4 separate regions of the Homo sapiens genome follow, and all the other regions are linked to region 3. The links are chromatin contacts, found by Hi-C or POLR2A ChIA-PET in ENCODE. All regions are on one chromosome and are shown on one strand. The core of a region is the stretch at or near the end of the contact, and the rest is flanking DNA. Distances in the headings are between cores, read along the strand shown. Region 1 overlaps LOC101928277 (a long non-coding RNA gene). Region 2 has its middle 50 kb from the start of LINC03002. Region 3 overlaps LOC101928277 (a long non-coding RNA gene). Region 4 has its middle 86 kb from the start of LINC03002.

Region 1 (2,879 bases), core at 361-2,860, 130 kb before region 3:
ATTTACCCATCCCTAAACATGTGTACACACCACACTGCTACACCTTGTAAAGTATATATGTGTTCACATCCTTGTATGAACATATATGTAGATTGTTTTTACCAAAATGGAATTATGGTTTACATATGGTTATGTAATTATCCCCACTTTTTACAACATGGACATTTTTCTAAGTCAATACCTCCACCTTACTCGATTGTTATATACTGCATAACATTTGACTGAATATATCATTGTCTATTTAACTATTTCAAATATTTAAATTGTTTCTAATCTTTCCTATTATAAACAATATTGTAACATACCAACTCATTTTCAGCATGAGTACACTTAGTTTAGAAGAAATTATATTCTTCAACTTTACCTTCCTTAGATAGCAAATACAACAATCCCCAAATTACCAGAATCCAAAGTGCTGGAAACCACTTTTTGAACTGCCATTGATTCTGTCATATTGTAAATCAAACCAGGTCATCATTGGAAAGCATCCCTACTCAGCTACCCCTCTCTCCTCTACAGGAACAATGGAGATCTATATTATGTATGAAGCTTGTCTCTCTTAACGTTGTTACAAATTCTTTCCATTGTATTAAAATACTTTCTTTTGCAAGGGAAATAAAAACATACGCTTTAAAAAGTCATACAAATGAAAGAATTGCTACATCTATTTCCTCATTAGAATGCTATTCAGGGTGTGGTGGTACCAGGAAATTAAGAACCCACCCAGTTAAGGTTACTGAGTGATGGGTTCGTTAGGAATTTCCAACAATTTAATGAATTTCGTCTAAGAATTTGAATGTTCCCCTCAGAGAGGGTAATCAGGCATCAAAAACACAATGAAACCTGCCCATCTCCCCAGAGAGAAATGAAAGTTGCTGGTGAAGACAAGTAATATTAGAATCACATCTTTTCTTCACCTATTTCTGGTTTTCAAAGGGGACAATAAATTCCTAAAAGCTAAGGTATCAGGAGCAACCTGATAAAAATATTTGCCATTTCAAATTCTATATTCTGTGAGGCTATAAATGATTTTATTAGTTTATTCCCGAGCAAGTACCTTATAAGTTTTACAAGCAGAGAAGCGGAGACTGCACTCTATATGATGAATCAGTTGCCCAGGAAGAGGTGCCTGTCTCAGGCTTCCCAGGCTTTGCTAATTCCCAATCATTGCCAGTTGCCCCACGAGACAAGCATGACTGAGATAAAGTGTCCTTTCACAGCCACTGAACAAGCCCAGCATTGTCCCTTCCAGTTCTTAGAATGCGCTATTTTTAATTTAGCAGACTAGCTTTTATCTTGCTAAATGAAAGGTATTCTATACACTCTCCTGAGTTTTTTTTTTTCTCTTGCAGTCTCTTCTCCTGGGAAATTGAAAGATTTTTTTGAAATGATATCCAAAGGATACAACCTTGCCTATTACTTCCCCTGGAGAGGAAACAAGGCTCAGAGATTCAAGCCATAGTTTTCTTTACACTTGACAAGGTTTCAAATGCCCAGGATGTTCTTAAAAGTGTGGATACTGTTACACTGTACTAAGAATGCCTAGCCATGGCAGGGTGGTGGGGAGCGCTGGCACTTGGCAAAGGAGCTGGGGTTTTACTAATGACAGATCCCGATAGCAGGAGCCAGGTCAGAGCTGGCTGCATGCACTGCCCTGGGGCCGGAGGTACCTCTGCCAGGCTCCAGCCCTCTGCCTGCCAGCACACAGTCCTGTGGCGACTGAGGATTAAGAAGACCAGGAACCCAGGAACCACAGATCCCTGAGAGATGCTGCAAGTGGGAGGAAGATAGCTAAGAATGGGTTCCTTGCAAAGCCTTTCTTGTTGCTGCCTCCACAGTCCCTTCCTTCCCACCCACTCGACTGCCACCCATATATACTTAATGGGTACATAGTGAAATTGTTCTACCATACTGCATACCCTGAGTGGATTCTTCCAGGAAATGTTTAATCCCAACCAACCCCATCCTGCATCTCTGATTCAATCAATGGCCACTCCCATGGCCACCATCACCATCCCCTTAACACCTCTCCACCTGTCTCCATCCCCCAGCCACCTGGTGGACTAAATGGTAATATTTTGTCTTTCCTGTCCCACAGCCTTCCCGGATGGAATGTGCACTCCCTCATTTGTGTCTCTTTTGTGTTCTGTGCACACTTCTATTGTGCACCTGTAATGTTAGTCTCCCCTCTTCAAATACAGAGACTGGGTCTTGTCTACCTCTGTCTGCCCCGTCCCTGTACTAGGAACATGGCACTCAGTGAACGAATGAGTGCTGACCGACTAAAGAATGATTGTGTATCTGGCCAGTGCTGGGAAAAGCTGAGCATATGAGCAAGATGTCTTCCTCTCCAGGCATTCTCTTATCCCAGGTTGACCCCTCTGTCATTGTGGCTGCTGCTACTGTGGTTACAGTGGTGGTTGCTGCAGGTGTCCTCAACTCTGCTGCCTCCGCAGCCCTGTTCAGTTGTCTGCTGTTAAGCTTGTGCTCTTCTTAATACTTTGGCATGGGCTTCTCAGCCATTGGAATTCTTACCTCTATTAGAATCAGCTGGATCACTTTTACAAAATCTGTGCAGATGTCCAGGCTCCACCCCAGACCAATTAATCAGACCCTCTTGGCTGGGCGTGGTGGCTCACGCCTGTAATCCCAGAACTTTGGGAGGCCAAGGTGGGCGGATCACCTGAGGTTAGGAGTTCAAGATCAGCCTGGACAACATGGTGAAACCCTGTCTCTACTAAAAATACAAAAATCAGCTGGGTGTGTTGGCGCATGCTTGTAATCTCAGCTACGTGGGAGGCTGAGGCACAAGAATCACTTGAACCCGGGAGGCAGAGGTTGCAGTGAGCCAAGATTGCACCACTGCACTCCAGCCTGGC
Region 2 (2,772 bases), core at 87-2,586, 230 kb before region 3:
AACACAAACAAACACATATGTATATAGCAGCTGAGGATTGCTTTGTTTTGGTAATATGATTACATATGTGTAAGAAAGAAATTATAGGGTCTAGGTCTATTCATTTGGTGCTTCAGTCCCCCATAGATGTAACACACACCAATTCAAATAGGTAGGCTTATGCATGCCCCCTGTATATAAAGCGTCTGTCTATCTTCACGTAATAAAGCAAATATAGACAAAGGCATTCTCTAAACCAAAGGAGTTTGGGCTGTTTGGAGATCCTGTTATTAGGTCACAGGAATAATTCAGGTTAAATTTTCACAGTCCCTCTATAAGTGAACCATTGAATACATAAAGCATTGAACACACAAGGGCTGTTGGCTTTGATGGTTGGCAAAGTCCACACACCCAGCTCTACCTTTCTTTGCACCACCCTACCCTGCTACATTTTCAAATCCACAGGCAATGTTGAGTGAAAGCTTACTCAACACTGCAGGCACCCCAGGAGTTATCCTGGTGAAATACATAAATGTTCTGTCCTTTCAGATACAGCAAGACTCTTTCAGATTTTAGTGGCTAAAATATAAAGTTTGTAGCCAGTCTTGGGGAAACCTCAACTTCAAACATGAGACAAAATTCAATTCAAGAATCTAGCTTTGCCAAGTTTCTCACTCTATCTGTTTGACATCTTGGTCTTGTCCTTCATCAGGCTTTACTTAAAAAGTAAAACTGAATAAAAATTGATTTCACAATCAACAAAACTTAGCCACTCTCCTGATGTGTTACTTAGCTTAAAAACAATTCTAATTCAGTTCTATAATATAATTATATAACTTAATTAGGTAATTCTACTTTTCAGGCAAAAGTATAACCTAATAAAATCTTCTCAAATTTTATACTCAACAAATCCATGAAGCACAAAAAGGGCCAAACATTTTCTATTACAAAAAAAAGAATAGTTTTTTAAGAATCCATTGAAGACTCCACAATTATACTTTTACATAAATTGACTAAAAATTTTTCCCCAAATCAGAAAGTCGAAATCCAAGAAACTATCAACAAATATACTTTAAAAGGAACAAATAAGTTACTATGCAAAAGAAGCAGAGACTATGTTCAAGAGAAGCATAAATATTCAAATATTTATTTTTTCAGATTTTGTTGGTCTGAATAGCTACTGAGTTTTATACTAATGTCTTTAAATCTGTTACTATGCATAACATTCTACTTGTGGCATGTTTTAAGACACTCTTTGGTCATGTTTTTGCACATTTATAAAATAACAAATTCAGTGTTATTACTCAACAAACTCATAACATAACTGATCTTGTAAAAACGTCATCACTGATGGGAAAGATCCATGCCTACGTTATGACTAAGGGAAGCAGCCCAGTAGCCTCCGGGAGCAAGCAGCTATATGCATCATCGGGTGCATTTGCAAGGTTGGAATTCAGAGCTTTTGCAACAGGCTTCATCCAGGAGGCAGGAAAATAGCATGGGTGTGACTTGGGAAAAGAGCTCCAAGTTAACTGTGGGAAGCCATGGGAAGCCGTGGGAAGGCCACTTGGTTCCCATCTTCTCCCTCTTTCCTGCACTATATCTAAACAAACCTTTTGACAACCGGTAAACTGGGAATTTTGACTGTAGGATCCACAGTTCTAAGATATTTAAAATCTTCCCCTTTTGCAAGGGAAATTATTCAGCTCTGAAAAATTTAGTAGGCTGTTTGGGGGCTGGGTTCCTAGGGAACTTAACTGTTTTAAATAATGCTCTTTGACCTCTAAGGAACAGAGACCCACTTTACTTCAGGGCAGGGCTTGGGTGTTACCTGAAAATATCCACACAGACCAGAATGGATCAGAAGGTCATAAGGCCCTAGATGTTCCCCAGTTTTAGGCCCTGGTCTCTCTCCTTTGATCTCTTTCATGTCCCCTGTCTCATGACCTCTCTGACTCAGTATCTCTCGGTGACATCACTTTCTTCTTCTTTTTTTTTTTTAACCTTTTATTTTAGGTGCAGGTTTGTTACGTAGACAAACTGTGTGTCTCGGGGGTTTGGTGTACAGATTATTTCGTCACCCAGGTAATAAGCTTAGTACCCGGCAGGTAGTTTTTGATCCTCGCCTTCCTCCCACCCTCCACCCTCAAGTAGGCCCCGGTGTTTGTTGTTCCCTTCTTTGTGAAAGACATTCTTTTCTGACCAGCTTTTTCTCTCTTTTCTATGCCACGTCATAACTTCATCTTGCACGTGGCTTTGGCTTACGTGAGCCTGTGGCAATTTGACAGCTCCAATAAAATTACTTCCTGGCAATTCATTCCTTGTTGTTGAGTCCAAATTGCCAAAGGAAAGACTCTGGTTGGCCCAGCTCATCTTTGTGTGCCAGCTCCTGAGTATGTGATGGCAAACCTATGTGCTGGCTGTCTTGAGGTCAGGCTTCTGAAATCTCTGTGCGTGTGTGGGGTGCAGCTCATGAGTTTACAGAGCAAAGACTACAGATGGAGCACACTCCCCAGAAAGGCCTGTGGCCGGGCCGAAAGTGGCCAGTATCTCTAGGAAACTTTATTTTTAATATGCTCTTGGCTCTTTATTAAAATATTCAGCTTTTCATTCAACACATTTTTATCAAGCAATCTCAATGAGTCAGATACAGGGGAGACATCAAAATTTGAGGGGCAGGCTGGGCACGATGGCTCATGCCTGTAATCCCAACAGTTTAGGAGGCTGAAGCAGGCTGATCACTTGAGGTCAGGAGTTCGAGACCAGACTGACCAACATGGTGAAACCCCGTCT
Region 3 (2,780 bases), core at 165-2,664:
GTTAACTATGAACCCTGGGGCTGAACTGATCTAGTGAGAGGAGTTATTTGGTGGGTGGTGGAGGGGGTTTAACAGCGGATTGGTACATTCAGAGATTATTATCATTCTTATCTTTCTTCTTAAAGCAAAAGAACTTAAATATGTACTAAAAACTGTTCTCACTGGGGTATAGAAAGGAATTGGAAGAACAAAATTGAAGTCCATCATCTCCTTCAGACAGAAATATATATGACCCACATTTGTAAGAGACAGACTACGCCTTGCTTCTTTCTCCCCCCTATGTTGCCAGTTCTCTTTGTCAGCAACTCTCTTGTCCTACTGGGATAACGTTTTAACTGTGGTACATAGGTTAGAAGCACACTATTTGTTTACAAGGGGATAAATGGTTGTTGCAATTACCGTAAAAAGCAGCAAACAAATGACCTTCAGGACTTGCCAGGAAAAGCAGTGGGTCTTTCTATGTGTTGAAACAATCTGGGCTCCACTGATGGTAAACACGAGGCAGAGACATGGATCTGGATGTGTCCTCTGGGGAGGGGGCAGGGATTGACACAGTTACAGAATTTGATCCACCCCATATTCTTCCCTTGGAGTTTAATTTCCATATAACTGAAAACATCTGAAGCAAACAGAGAGAAGCACTGCTGGACAGACCCATATCACAAGAGTAGGCAAAAAAAAAAAAAAAAAAAAGGAGCTCAAACACAACAGCTAGGTGTTTGATGTCATTCAATGATTCAGTTATGACTTAAGCGAGCTTCGGAAGTCGTGCGTCAAATGATAACCTGCATGAGAGAACTCAGTATAGAGCTGGCCTCAAGCACAAGGACATAGTTCTACAACTACAGACCCTAAAAAAAATTCATCATGGAAAAAAAAATAATAGAATTTTTCCCCTGGAGAAGCTTATGTTTAGATATTAGATACGTAAAAGACTGAACTATTTGTATAACCTCTAAGATTCTTTCCAGCTCTACAATTCACTGCATACATAAATGGGAAATGTTTAGGCCCAGGAGGCATACCAATGTGTACAAGTATACTGTTATTCATTTGATTCTTGCCCCGTATGCTTTACAGAGTCTAATTATCTAAATGAGATTTGGTTAAATAAAAATTGATATTTCTGTATGACAAGTATATATTTACATAAAAGGCAATACATATCCCCACAGTTTTCATTAAAATGGAAAAATAAAACGTATTTTAAAAAGTAATTGGAGAAGTTTTAGAAAGCACCTGGTTGAGGATTTCTTTGTTTTACAAATGAGGAATCTCAGGGAATCTTGGAGGTCTGTTCCTTCCAGGCCTCATTCCAGGGAGGGGCAGATTTGGAACTAGAGCCCAGGCCTCCAGGCTCTCACGCCTCTGTGGTCCGTGGTCCGTGGTCCGGGGCTTAGGTTGGCCGGTAGGGGTAGGGTAATAAATCTCATTCGCCAAATGAGGAAACAGCGTCATCTAGTGGAAATTTATCAGCGTATTCTAGACATGCTGTTATCCCTAGCTCTGCTGTCCCTAATTTCCCAAGACAACATTTCTGGACCATTTTCTCTCCCCCATGTTTCCAAAGCCCAAGAATCTCCCAGTGGGGCCCCCTCCTACAACCTCCTCACCCCACAGCATATTTCAGTCTCTTCTCTGCCAAACTTTCCAACATAGCCCCAGGAATCAATCATTTGCCTCAAGGGCCACCGGGGCTGTTGTCCTTTGAGTGTTTTTTGTTTCAAGTTTTCATCAAAATAACCCTGTTAACCACGGCTTCAGGCCTTTACCAAATGGTGTGGCAAATCAATTCCATCATTTATGAAGATCCAGATAGATACTGCTTTTCATTCAGCCACACTGAGATGATCCTTGTTTTTCCCCTGCTACCATCAAGTTAGGACACTTTGGTTGCTTTTGAAATAATTCATCAGGGAATTTCCCAGGACAGTTCTGTGACCAAGCATGTGGACAAGCTTCAGTCAAAACTTAGGAGGTATTAAATAGAAAACAAAACATGTAACAAGTAATTATCCCATATGATAAATGTTCCATTATGAGAAAGCACAAAGGGAAGGGGGAAATTCATTCTGCTGAGGTTAGAAAAAGCTGCATGCAAGAGGAAACACTAGATCTGAGTTTTGAAGGAGATAGATGGGCCTTTGATTTCTAAAGAAATGGGTGTGGTATGCTAGGCAGGGGGAACAGCAGAAGCAAAGGTCAGGAGTCCTGAGAGTACAGCATGTGATAAAGGATCAGGGCCCAAGAAGATGGGTGGGAAGTGATGTGGAAGGCAGTTCAGGACTGGAACAGAAAGATGCTTAGATGCCATCGCAGAAAACTTTTTTTTTTTTTTTTGAGACGGAGTCCCACTCTGTCACCCAGGCAGGAGTGCAATGGTGCGATCTCAGCTCACTGCCACCTCTGCCTCCCAGTTTCAAGCGATTTTCCTGCCTCAGCCTCCTGAGTAGCTGGGATTACAGGCACACACTACCACGCCCAGCTAATTTTTGTATTTTTAGTAGAGATGGAGTTTCACCATGTTGGTCAGACTGGTCTCAAACTCCTGACCTCATGATCCGCCCACCTTGGCCTCCCAAATTGCTGGGATTACAGGTGTGAGCCACCACGCCTGGCCGAAAACTTGGATTTTAGATGCAATTAGACACTATCAAATTATGGGCCACAGCAAAAAAACTGTGTTTGAAGTCTCCAGGTAATAAAGTACTTTATTCATCCCAGCTGTTTTGAAGCTACTTTCTACATAAAATGGTTCCCTTATTTCATGGCTTGTGAAA
Region 4 (2,726 bases), core at 149-2,648, 200 kb before region 3:
GTGATCAGTACTTGGCTGTGCCTACACTTTCTGCTCACTGACCATAATGGATGCTTCACTTGAGTATTTAACCCAGAGCTCAGCCACATTTCCCCCTCCAATTTCCCTGTGATTTAAGTAGCCTGTCCAGACATGCTCTAACCGCAGGTGCCCACAGTGCTGTCCTGCACCTCGGTTACTCTTGACTTCATGGCCACAACAGACAAACAGCAGCTGAACCTAGGATCGTGGCAACTTAGAATGTCTGAGTCAGTTTCTATTACGTTCACAACTATGGAGATGGTCGAAAGGACAGATAGCGTTCAGTAGGCAGTTGGTTTGGGGTGGCCTGGGCAATTTTTTCACTATATCAATATTCAAGAGATTTAAATTTTTTTAATTTAAAATTAAGATAATATGCCTACAGTAAAGTTCACTCTCTTTAGTGTACAGTTGTCAGATTTTGACATCACGTACAAGTCATGTAACCACCACTATAACAAGATGCAGAACAGTTTCATCATCTGGAAATGTTCCCCCATGCTCCTTTGTGGCAGACACTCTATTCTAAAACACTCCTTAGGTGATTGTGATGGGCAGCCATGCAGGGGAATCGCTGATATGGCGCCAAACCTTTTATAAATGGAAAAGTTACGTGACTCGCCCGAGATCATGCTGCTTGACAGCTGGGGCTAGGACAGAACCTAGGTCATCGTTTCTCAGTTTTACTTTCTTCCAACACACACCACTTATTCTAAAGTATCCGGGTCCACAGTGGTTCCTCCAAGTAAAAACATACATATGAAATAAACAATAAACAAAAATAACCACAAACTGAAATGAAGAAACCCCAAATTAAAACAGAATGAAATAAAACAACCACAACAGATAATCCTGAGATTCCTTAAATTTACCTGAATATACTCAGAAGCAATAGCAAGATAGGAAAGAATGATTGTACCTTATTTCCAGCACAAAATGCTGTTCTTTTCTTTCTTTTTGTTTTTGCAAACACTGTGTGTCCTACCCAGTGCTAAAATACACCTATGGCAAGTCACCTCTAGGTATAATGTGCAGAAAACCGAGAAACTGTAGGGAAATTAAAAACTTAACTCCACAACTTAACTTCCTTCTCTTATTATGCCTCTGATCTGGATAATGAAAAGAGGCACACTTGGAGAAAAACATGCTGCAAATATCTGAGGGTGACTGGCAGACAGTCCTGATCCAATTATGGCCCTAATGATCAGCCTATAAATAAAGCAGCTTTGCCTCTTTTAGATGAGCTTCCTAAAGATAGAAGTTATTTTGTCTTGAGAAGCTCACAGCCCTACCCAGGGGATGGGCCAAGTAAGGCCACAGAAGTTTGAAACCCTCTGTGTTTTTCCAGGGAAAACCACCAGAGCTTCAGGTGGGTGTGCCCACATATGGCAGCACAACGTGTGGGAAAGATCCATCCTGGGGGTAAAGAGCATTTGCTGCTTTGCTGTGTGTGTGCCAGAAGCCAAAGTCAAGAATCACTTAAAATCCTAGGCATGGACTCAAAAGAGAACAGCAAGCAAGAGTCATCACTTCCAACAATGTGAACCTTTCATGAAGTCTGAATTAATTTTCCACCCGGAGATTATTTTTTTTTTTTCATGTTCTCTCCTGTCTGTCCCTCTGCAGGAAATGCCCCAGGAGGGCTCTCCATTCCCATGGGTCTTTAGGTGTTTCACAGAACCTCAGGCCTAAATCCTAAGCAGTTTGCTTTTCTTTCTTTGGTCTGTAATGCTACCAGCCCATTCCTGAGGTTAATGGTGATCTTATAAAGCCATGGCGGGAGACCTTTCTGTGACCTTGAACACAGAGTTGTATTCACTGACAATTAACTTCCCAACCACGTGCCTGGCTCTCTCTGGCATTCAAGTACTGTACCTGGATGCTAGCACCAAACTACCAGGGTCTAAATCCTGATTCCACTATGTTTTTTCAAAGCATGTTAGTGGACAAGCTATTTAGCCTCCCTTGGGTCTCAGTTTCCTCATCTGAAAATTGGGTGCAATCATATTACCAACCACAAAGGGGGGTTGTATGAAAATGAAAATACCTAGCAAAGTGAACACTATTATCTTGGGGAAACTTGAAAAACTCTAGTCCATCCTGGCTTCCTTAAGAAATACTGTATCTGAAGTATCTCTTGCTGGGGACAGGCAACTGAGAACAAACAGTTACAAAGAATTTATGAACAATCTTAAATATTTAACTTAAAAATCATTTTTGTGATGCTTCGCCAAACTATTTAAAAATATATAAAAATGAGCAATTTGCCCAGAATTTTAAAGAAAATGGCTAAAGAAATACTCTTCTGAATGCCCATATGTTTTTGCTGTTATTCAACCTACGAGGCCACATCACCATTCCCAACATTCCTGTCAAACTAGGGGTGAATTTTAGAGCATCAGAGTTTAAAAACAGAGCATTTTTCCCCATTGTCCTTGCTGCCATTAACTGTGCCACACTGGACAAATGTGTTCTCCATCTGTGCTGATGAGGAGCACGTATGTGACTATTATGTTTGTGCTACTTTTAATTTCCCTACAGTTTCTCAGTTTTCTGCACATTATATCTCAAGAATACCTAAAGAGGCACCTGTATGGAATGAAAAGCAAAACTTGCCCGTCTTCAGGCTCTGCTCCTTCTTCAAAGTTGGTTTGAGAAGGGGAGAATCTGTTGTGCTATCAAAGCCTGGCAATTCTTGGTGAGGA

What was found. Hi-C counts contacts between places; a loop is a spot of excess contacts on that map. ChIA-PET counts read pairs that join two places held with the same protein, here RNA polymerase II (POLR2A). Pooled maps may share reads with other maps.
Region 1: a loop to region 3 is called in a map of gastrocnemius medialis, with 2.0 times the contacts of the local background. The contact joins two enhancer-like sites. A Hi-C loop is called at or near these places in 2 of 168 maps with a recorded cell type or tissue (A673 and gastrocnemius medialis) and 4 of 50 pooled maps. POLR2A ChIA-PET finds 5 or more read pairs at or near these places in 3 of 52 experiments (AG04450, MCF 10A and WTC11).
Region 2: POLR2A ChIA-PET joins it to region 3 with 10 read pairs in PC-9. The contact joins two enhancer-like sites. A Hi-C loop is called at or near these places in 2 of 168 maps with a recorded cell type or tissue (DLD1 and endothelial cell of hepatic sinusoid). POLR2A ChIA-PET finds 5 or more read pairs at or near these places in 3 of 52 experiments (BJ, MCF 10A and PC-9).
Region 4: a pooled map shows a loop between it and region 3 (3-fold over the local background). The contact joins two enhancer-like sites. A Hi-C loop is called at or near these places in 1 of 168 maps with a recorded cell type or tissue (heart left ventricle), 3 of 37 single-sample maps with no recorded cell type and 2 of 50 pooled maps. POLR2A ChIA-PET finds 5 or more read pairs at or near these places in 1 of 52 experiments (MCF 10A).

What each region holds. Positions count from the first base shown.
Region 1 is chr6:134,688,206-134,691,084 of GRCh38, forward strand. The region is part of intron 4 of LOC101928277 (a long non-coding RNA gene); the gene reads right to left. Among named protein-coding and RNA genes, the nearest start is that of LINC03002, 150 kb to the left of the region's middle. Within about 2 kb of position 1,611, at least 8 of the 41 ENCODE cell types and tissues checked have a DNase peak (open chromatin) inside an H3K27ac peak, as active enhancers do.
Region 2 is chr6:134,588,320-134,591,091 of GRCh38, forward strand. No RefSeq gene overlaps it. Among named protein-coding and RNA genes, the nearest start is that of LINC03002, 50 kb to the left of the region's middle. Within about 2 kb of position 1,337, at least 4 of the 41 ENCODE cell types and tissues checked have a DNase peak (open chromatin) inside an H3K27ac peak, as active enhancers do.
Region 3 is chr6:134,821,662-134,824,441 of GRCh38, forward strand. The region is part of intron 2 of LOC101928277 (a long non-coding RNA gene); the gene reads right to left. Among named protein-coding and RNA genes, the nearest start is that of ALDH8A1, 130 kb to the right of the region's middle. Within about 2 kb of position 1,415, at least 5 of the 41 ENCODE cell types and tissues checked have a DNase peak (open chromatin) inside an H3K27ac peak, as active enhancers do.
Region 4 is chr6:134,624,798-134,627,523 of GRCh38, forward strand. No RefSeq gene overlaps it. Among named protein-coding and RNA genes, the nearest start is that of LINC03002, 86 kb to the left of the region's middle. Within about 2 kb of position 1,399, at least 2 of the 41 ENCODE cell types and tissues checked have a DNase peak (open chromatin) inside an H3K27ac peak, as active enhancers do.